2 separate regions of the Homo sapiens genome follow, and region 1 is linked to region 2. A link is an interaction called in ENCODE POLR2A ChIA-PET data of the cell type or tissue named here. Cell type or tissue: OCI-LY7. All regions are shown on one strand. Links, peaks and the distances in the headings refer to the core of each region. The heading gives the core; the rest is flanking DNA. Region 1 has its middle 60 kb from the start of ZFAND4. Region 2 has its middle 22 kb from the start of MARCHF8.

Region 1 (4,343 bases), core at 344-4,343, 56 kb after region 2:
AGCTCACTCTGGCTAAGTGTAGAAACAGGTTGTAAAGGGCATAGAAGTAATTCAGGGAGCCTAGGTAGGGACCTATTGCAATAGCTCAGGTAAAAGCTATGGTAACATGGACTAGTCTAACTGCAGTAGAATAGGGAATTTGAAATAACTGACTTATGGACTGAATGTTTGTCCCCCCTCCCACAAATTTCTATGTTGAAGCCCTAACCCATGCATGGCTGTATTTGGAGTAAGAAAGTAATTAAGGCTAAAGAGGTCATGAGAGTAGGGCCCTAATCTAATAGGACTGATATCTTTATAAGAAAGAACACTGAAGAGCTTGTTGTCTCCCCACTGCCCCTCACTCTGCTGCACATGTACCAAGGAAAGGCCAGGTGAGAACACAGCAAGGACGCTGCCATTTGCAAGCCAGGAAGAGAGCCCTTACCCACAAAGAACCCTGCTGAACTTTGATTTGGGACTTCTAGAATCCAGAACTGTGAGAAAACAAATTTCTGTTGTTTAAGCCACCCAGTCGTCCCTTGGTATCCATGGGGGATTTGTTCTAAGATCCCCTGTAGAACCCAAAATCCATGGATGCTCAAGTCTCTTATATAAAATGGCATAGTATTTCCACATAACCTATGCCCATCCTCTTGTAATTACACTGCCTTATTTAGAGAATGAGAGGGAAAAAAAGTCTGTACATGTTCAACATAGATGCAAATATCCTTTTTTAACGGAAATATTTTTATCCCCAGTTGGTTGAATCTATGGATGTGGAACCCTTAGATATGGAGGACCAACTATACTTTGTTGTGGCAGCCTGAAGATAAATACAGATTTTGGTACCAAAAAGTGGTATTTCTGTAACAAATACCTAAAAATGTGGAAGTGGCTTTGGAACTGGGTAATGGTGAGAGGCTGGAGGAGTTTTAACATGCATGCTAAAAAAAAAGTCTATAGTGTCCTGAAGGACTGTTGATAGCTATGGTCCAACAGATGATTGAATTAAAGGTAACTCTTATAAGGGCTCAGAAAGAAAAGAGGAGAGCCAGAGAGAAAGCCTCCATATTCTTACAGAATACATATATCATCATCAACAGAATGTTCGTGGGCATGATGGACTTTAAAGGCCCGTCTGGTGAAGTCTTAGGTAGAAATGCAGAACAGGTTAATAGAAACAAAGGAGATTCTTGTTATAAAATAGAAAGAAATAAATAGTTGTGTTCTAGTGTTTTGTGGAAGGCAGAAATTGTGAGCAATGAAACTGGATCTAAATTTAGCTAAGGAGATTTCTAAGCAAAGTATTGAAGGAGCAACTTGGTTTCTCTACCACTTAAAATGCAAGGAGATAAAGCGAAGGAATTTTAAGCAAAAAGAAACTAGAACTTGAAGATATAGAAAATTCTCAAGCCTATCCACATTGCGAAGAAATGAGAAAGCTTGTTTGGAAGAGAACATTAAAGGTGTGGTTGAACAACCATTTGATAACATTAGTGTGGGTGTGAACTACAGATTTAATCAGCCACCTGAGCAGAAGCCAAGAATAGAGATGGGATTGTACCAGCAGAGATACTGTCAGCCAGGACTAAAGGGGACAGGAAAAATCAGAATGGAATGAAAGAAGGCTGTAGGACTTCTCAGATTCTACAGAAACAGACAACAGAGCTATCTGGCTGTGAGCATGAGCTACCCTTTTAAAAAGTGAAGAATGGCCCCAAAAGTGATTCAAATACTGTCCGTGAACCACAGCCTGCCATTCTCACCACAGGCCTAAGAGGCAGGGCTAGTTCCTCCTCCATTTCAAAGGGTGGGGCTTTTTCACTCAGGGGAGGCCAGGATCCCACTGCCCAATGCCTCAGGGACAAGGCTGAGGCCCAGTGCCATAAGGGTGACAGTGCAAGTGGGCCTGGAGGGCATAGCATCAAACCAAAAAGAATAATTCTAGAGCCTTAAGACCTAATGGGATTTGCCTTGCCAGGTTTGGGGACTTGCTTGGGACTTGTCATCCTTTTTTTCTTTCTTGTTTCTCCTTTCTGAGATGGCATGTCTTTCCTATGCCCGTCCCATCATTGTGTTTTGGAAGAGCATATTGTCTGGTTTCACAGGTTCACAGCTGGAGAGGAATTTTGCCTCAGAATGAATGGTACCAAAAGTCTCGGCCATACCTGATTTATGCTTACATTAGGCTTTGGATTTTAGACTTTAGAGTTGATACTTAAACAAGTTAAGACTTTTAGTGTGGTTGGGATGGAAGAGAATATATCTACATGTGACAAGAACACAGATTTTGGCAGGCCACGGACAGTATGTTACAGATTGAACGCATGTGCCCCCCACTTCAAAATTCCCACTTTGAAGCCCTAACCCCTAGTGTGGCTGTATTTGGAGTAAGACAGTAATTAAGATTAAATTAAGTAATAAGGGTGGGGCCCTGATCTGACAAGACTAGTGTCCTTAGAAGAAGAGACACCAGATAGCACTCATGCTCTTCTCCCACCCACAACCCACTTTGTGTGTACACATTGAACAAAGGCCATGTGAGGACAAAGCAAGAAGGCAGCTGTCTACAAGCCAGGAAGAGAGCCCTCACCAGAAACTGACCCTGTTGGACCTTGATCTGAGACTTCTAGCTTATAGAACTGTGAGAAAAATTTCTGTAGGTTATGGTACTTTGTTATGGCAGCCTGAAAAGACTAATACACTGACAAAAATTAGGAAGTATTGAGGTAATGTGTTGTTAAGCTAATTCCTCACTTTTAATAGTAGAGTAGAATAAAATAACGTCTAAAATATACTGGCTAGTGTTATGATGGTAACAACTAGAAAAACTAAAATTAATTATTAGAAGAAATTGGAGGGGGGTGTCTATGATAAAATTTTACTTTTTAACCCTTAGTTTTTCTAAAGCTATGTATATTAGTTTCATCAACCATTTCAAAAGTTTAACTTAATTTTCAAAGAAAACTTAAAATATCATGCCTTCATTCCTTAAATTTCATTGTTTTATTTTTATGATTTTTGCTATATTAATCCTTGCCAATTTTAAACCAACATTTTTAACCTAAATCAATTTATTTTACATTATTTTCAACTTAAGCTGCTTATACTTACATTTTCCAATACATTAAAATATATAATTATTACAAATGTTCACCCATGTAATACCTAAAATTATCTCACGTTCCAGGAGTGGTAGACGGCTTACACTTTGAAAAACATGACTAGATGCAAAATTTGAGTATTCGTCTTGATGGCTTAAAAACATATTAAACATAGGCTGGATACGGTGGCTCATGCCTGTAATCCCAGCACTTTGGGAGCCTGAGACGGGTGGATCACGGGGTCAAGAGACTGAGACCATCCTGGCCAACATGGTGAGACCCTGTCTCTACTAAAAATATAAAAATTAGCTGGGCGTGGTGGTGCGCACCTGTAGTCCTAGCTACTCAGGAGGCTGGGGCAGGAGAATCACTTGAACCGGAGGCAGAGGTTGCAGTGAGCTGAGATCATGCCACTGTACTCCAGCCTGGCAACAGAGTGAGACTCCATCTAAAAAAAAAGAAAAAAAAAAGAAAAATCACATTAAACATATATGAGAAAATGAATTCCTGTCTTTTAAAAAATAATTGTCTCCACAAGTTACACGTACACTGATAGGATTTTAAGGACACCTGAGTATTTGGATTTCCCTTTTTAGAATGATTACATTAAATATAACCTGAAAATATTCCACATAGCCAAAAGTTAAAAATTTAAAACTTTTAGTGCTGTTAAAACTAAATGCTGTTTTAAAAAAATCCAGAAACTGAACTTCGTTACATAAAATGGGCTTAGCTAAATAAAACAATATAAATGCCTTTTTTAAAAAAGCATGGGCCAGGTGCAGTGGCTCATGGCTGTAATCCCAGCGCTTTGGGAGGCCAAGGTGGGCAGATCACTTGAGGTTAGGAGTTCAAGACTGGCCTGGCTAACATGGTGAAACCTCTTCTCTACTAAAAATACAAAAATTAGCCAGGCATGGTGGTGGGCACCTGTAATCCCAGCTACTCGGGAGGCTGTGGCAGGAGAATCACATGAACCCAGGAGGTAGAGGTTGCAGTGAGCCAAGATCGCACCACTGCACCCAGCCTGGGTGACACAGCAAGACTCTATGTCAAAAAAAAAAAAAAATCACGGTTAAGTTGTCCAATGCATCAATTTATTCAACTAATGTTTAACCAGTACCTACAGGCAATCTACTCTGCTAATTACTGGAAATGCAAAGACAGATACAATGTCTCTAAAATTTGGAATGTGTCTGTGTAAGAATTTAAAGCATAAAGAAATGCCCCTCAATATAATGATATAACTTGTTGAAT
Region 2 (4,403 bases), core at 93-4,092:
GGAAGAGAATCGCTTGAACCTAGAAGGTAGAGGTTGCAGTGAGCTGAGATCATGCCATTGCACTCCAGCCTGGGCAACAAAAGCAACACTCTTGTCTCAAGAAAAAAAGAAGGGACAATTTGATCATTAATAAGAATAACTGTGGCTGGGTAAACTGGTTTGTGCCTTATAGTCCCAGCTACCTGGGAGGGTAAGGAGAGAGGATCACTTGAGACCAGCCTGGGCAACATAGTGAGATCTATCATTAATTAATGTAATTAACTCATTAAAGAATAACTGCAATGAACTTAAGAAATCATCAAACATATTAAATTCACATGCTGGCTGGGCGTGATGGCTCACACCTGTAATCTCAGTACTTTGTGAGGCCGAGGTAGGAAAATCTCTTGAGGGCCAAGAGTTCAAGACCAGCCTGGGCAACACAGTGAGATCCCATCTCTCCAAAAACGATTTCTTTTTTAATTAGCTGTGTTTGGTGGTGCATGCCTGTGGTCCCAGCTACTTGGGAGGCTGAGGCAGGAGGATCGCTTGAGCCCAGGAGGTTGAGGCTGCAATGAGCCATGATTACACCACTGCACTCCAGCCTGAGCGACATTGTAAGACCCTGTCTCAAAAAAAAAAAAAAAGAAAAAGAAAAAGAAAAGAGTATGTGTTTATAATGATACTTTTTAAATAAAGGAAAAAGCACTGGCCATTTTTGGAAATGCTAGGGACCCTCCAAGAGTTGTAAGTAAAGAGAAAGAGTCACTCATTTAACCTGACTTCCCTGTATAAGCTATACCTCTGGGTAACTGAACAGTCTGTAAAAAGAGTCTTCTCTGTACTAGTATTCCAGCGAATAAATGAAAAAGGAATGATGAAATTAGAATTGCAACATCTTGCATGCCCATGATTAAGTAATGGATCTATGTGAAGAATAAGTGGTCACTACTGTTTCAAAGCAAAAAAATCATTTCGCAAAATTCATATATAATAGTATGAGCAAGTGCACAAGATAAACGGCATGATTTTTTCAGTAAATAACATTTCAATAAGACAGAAAATAAGGAAAACCTATAGCTTAAAAGATATTGAAGAAAACCTATCAACCGAATGTAATGTGTAGACCTTGTTTACATCCTGATGCAAACAAATCACAGTACACACAAACACACACACAAAACTGTGAAATAACTTTGGGATGATAGTGGTATTGTGTGATTCATTCTAAGAAAAACAGCCCTTATCTTTCAGTGAAAGTACTAAAATATTTACAGATAAAATGAAAAGAACAAGAATGTACCCCCAAAAATGGACTGGGAGAGGGATATAAAGAAACAAAAGACGCTATGAGTGGATGCCAGCTAGAGCCAGGCACAAGGCGGTTCACGGTATTCTTCCTTTACTTCTGTGTATGTTTTAAATTCTCCATAATAAAAGTTTTGAAACTTTGATGTATGACTGTATGTCTGTATGCTTTAATAATAAAATGTTAATGGCATATAAAATTTTTCAGGATTTCCTGCTTTATGTTAAAACGGCTTCTCCGGTTCTTTCCACAAAAGAGGCATCTGGGGGTCAAGTCCCTTATTTCTCTGAATTATCAACTTAAAGCATAGGGCCTGCTACCCAGGAAGTGCTCAATAAATGTTAAATGAACGAATTCTGTTTGCTATACTTCTCTGCTCTGCTAAACCTTCCAAAACCCTAATCTAGTGATCCAACTTGTAGTAAAGGATGAGTAAATAGAATCAAGTATTAAAAAGACAAAAAATCCAAAACCCTGTATGTACTTAACCTTTTAAGTCTATGTTCCATAAAAAAATGGTTGTTTTTTTCTTGTGGTAAAAAACACAAAACATAAAATTTATCAAATTAACTATCTGTAAGTGTACAGCATTCAACAGTGTTAAGCATATTCACATGGTTGTGAAACAGATATCCAGAATTTTTTCATCTTGCAAAACTGAAACTATACCCATTGAACAACAAAAGGTGCCTATTCTTTTTTTTTTTTTTTTTTTTTTTTTTTGAGACGGGAGTTTCGCTCTTGTTGCCTGGACTGGAGTGCAATGGAACAATCTCGGCTCACTGCAACCTCCGCCTCCCTGGGTCAAGCGATTCTCCTTGCTTCAGCCTCCCGAGTAGCTGAGATTACAGGTGTGCGCCATCACGCCTGGCTAACTTTTCTATTTTTAGTAGAGACGGGGTTTTGCCACGTTGGCCAGGCTGGTCTTGAACTCCTGACCTCAGGTGATCCACCTGCCTCAGCCTCCCAATGTGCTGGGATTACAGACGTGAGACACCACGCCTGGCCCAAAAGGTGCTTATTCTTAATACTTCCTACCCATTGTCTATTCTATCCTACACAGACCTCTAGCTACCACAGCTTTCAAAGTATTATTTTCTGACAATATACATTGTGGATCACCAGCACAATAACATCAAATAGAAAACAACCAGTCCTTAAAGAAAATAGGAAGGGTCTTAAGTCTGACTGTGAACAGAAGACCATACGACCTCCTGTGCAGAGGAAATGAAGATAGGGCTGGAATGTGGTTTCAGGGTCACTCTAAACGGAAGTGAGGAACCAAAACAGGAAGAGGCAGGCCCACAGCTAAGAGGAGGCCACACGGGCTGCAGAAGGACTCATTCCATGTCTGCATTTAACAAAGGCTTACCACTGCTTAGGCAGCCCCATAACAATGATGGAAAGGCCCCTGGTAAGCACACAGACTCACAGGTGCCTTAGGTCAGGTACCTGGGGAAGCACTATGCAAGTCTCATTCAACAGACTTTTAGTTAAATATGCTTATGCAGGCCTGCAAAAAAAATGACTTAGCTATAAATTTGGTAATAATAACTTAGTATATTATGTAAGAAATGTCAATGATCAGTATCAGTGACCAGTGATCACTGATATTTTTCCATGTGTTACTATAGTTCTAATTATCTTTGGTAATAGATGAACGCTTAGTCAATCACTCCTTTTTCAAAATCATTTTCATACATTATTCTTCAGAAGCATGACTCCTAGCCTGAGTCTGCACTGGGACAACTCCAGGAAAGATAGAGATTTTGTACATGACTGAGGATAATAGCAGAGTCAAGGCAGACAAGGACCTGTTTACCAAAAGCACCTAGAAATCTCCAGGGGGCAGGGATCTTGGGGAACGGACATTCATTCTACAGCAAGAGTTCAGGTTAATCCAAAGAAAGCCACAGACCATGAGAAGAGAGTAGTGGCTTGGAGGACAACATGGTATCTGTCATTCACACTATCCTACATAAAAGCAAGGGATGATAGTGGTATTGTGTGATTTGTTCTAAGAAGAACAATCAAATTAAAGGCATTCTCAAAAGGCTCTGAAGAACAGTAACACTTCAAGGAATCAGCAGCACGGAAAGCAGCAGCTGTTGCCACAGGACTGACAGCAGCGTGGGTAACAAGGAACATCCTGATGGCCACAGCCATGACAGTTGACCTATCAACCAAACGATCTTTGCACTGACAACAGTGGCTGCACTTCTGGTGCCAGGCGCACGGTGGTGGCTCTCAGTTCTGCCTCCAGCACTAGCAGGCTGTGTGTACATACAAACATACATATGTGTATGTATGTATAACACCCAGCTACTGACAGTGAGACCGGAGAGCATGCGGGGAGAAAATGGGAGCAGAGGTACAAAGGATCTTTCACCTCTTCAATATTAACTGTTTTATAATTATGTAGTACCACAAATAAAACTTCTATTTTGAATAAATAGAACAGAACACATTGAGGCCTAAAGGGAAGAAATATGTAGTAAAATCAGAAAAAAGAATTTATAATAAAGTCCCACTTGTGCTTTGACAATTCTTGCCTTTTAAACCAAGTAATATTCCAAGTAAATACATCTTTAAAGAAAGAAAAGGTATAGTTTAAGATGTAGTAATTTATGGCAATTTCAATTATTCAGGAGGAATATGTATTTTAGGAAAGGAATGAATAACTTTAGCCCTGTCATCATCTGGAAATTAGAAGTTGGTAAACATACCGTAAATCTAACCTGCCTGTATGCTTTTCACCTTACGGCTCTGGGTAAGAATGAATGCCATAACATATGTGAAAATCACTTGCAAACTATACGGTGGTATGTACATAGATGATAGTTAAGTTTCTACCATCACAAATGTGCTATAATTTTTTTATCTGACTTTATATTACAGAACACAGTATAATGAATTTTTAAGAAATACAATGGTCCCTAAGGCTACTTCCTTCTTTTTTGAGACGGAGTCTCACTCTGTTGCCCAGGCTGGAGGGCAGTGGCACAATCTCGGCTCACTGCAACCTCTGCCTCCCAGGTTCAAGCAATTCTCCTGCCTCAGCCTCAGCTGAGATTACGGGCATGCGCCACCACGCCCAGCTAATGTTTGTATTTTT

Evidence for each region. ChIA-PET counts read pairs that join two places held together with the same protein. Peaks named below come from ENCODE experiments on the same cell type or tissue, not always from the same donor. Only the 100,000 strongest peaks of a DNase experiment are listed, where the experiment ranks them.
Region 1: POLR2A ChIA-PET joins it to region 2 with 5 read pairs; 4 of 35 experiments call an interaction of 5 or more read pairs at or near these places.

The regions. Positions count from the first base shown.
Region 1 is chr10:45,610,406-45,614,748 of GRCh38, forward strand. No RefSeq gene overlaps it. Among named protein-coding and RNA genes, the nearest start is that of ZFAND4, 60 kb to the right of the region's middle. In OCI-LY7, for the core only: no CTCF peak of the experiment used is centred there; no DNase peak of the experiment used is centred there.
Region 2 is chr10:45,555,133-45,559,535 of GRCh38, forward strand. It overlaps a transcript of MARCHF8 not described here. Among named protein-coding and RNA genes, the nearest start is that of MARCHF8, 22 kb to the left of the region's middle. RefSeq lists an enhancer at 2,302-4,403. In OCI-LY7, for the core only: no CTCF peak of the experiment used is centred there; DNase peaks (open chromatin) are centred at 2,109 and 2,569; H3K4me3 peaks cover 1,341 bases; H3K27ac peaks cover 1,901 bases.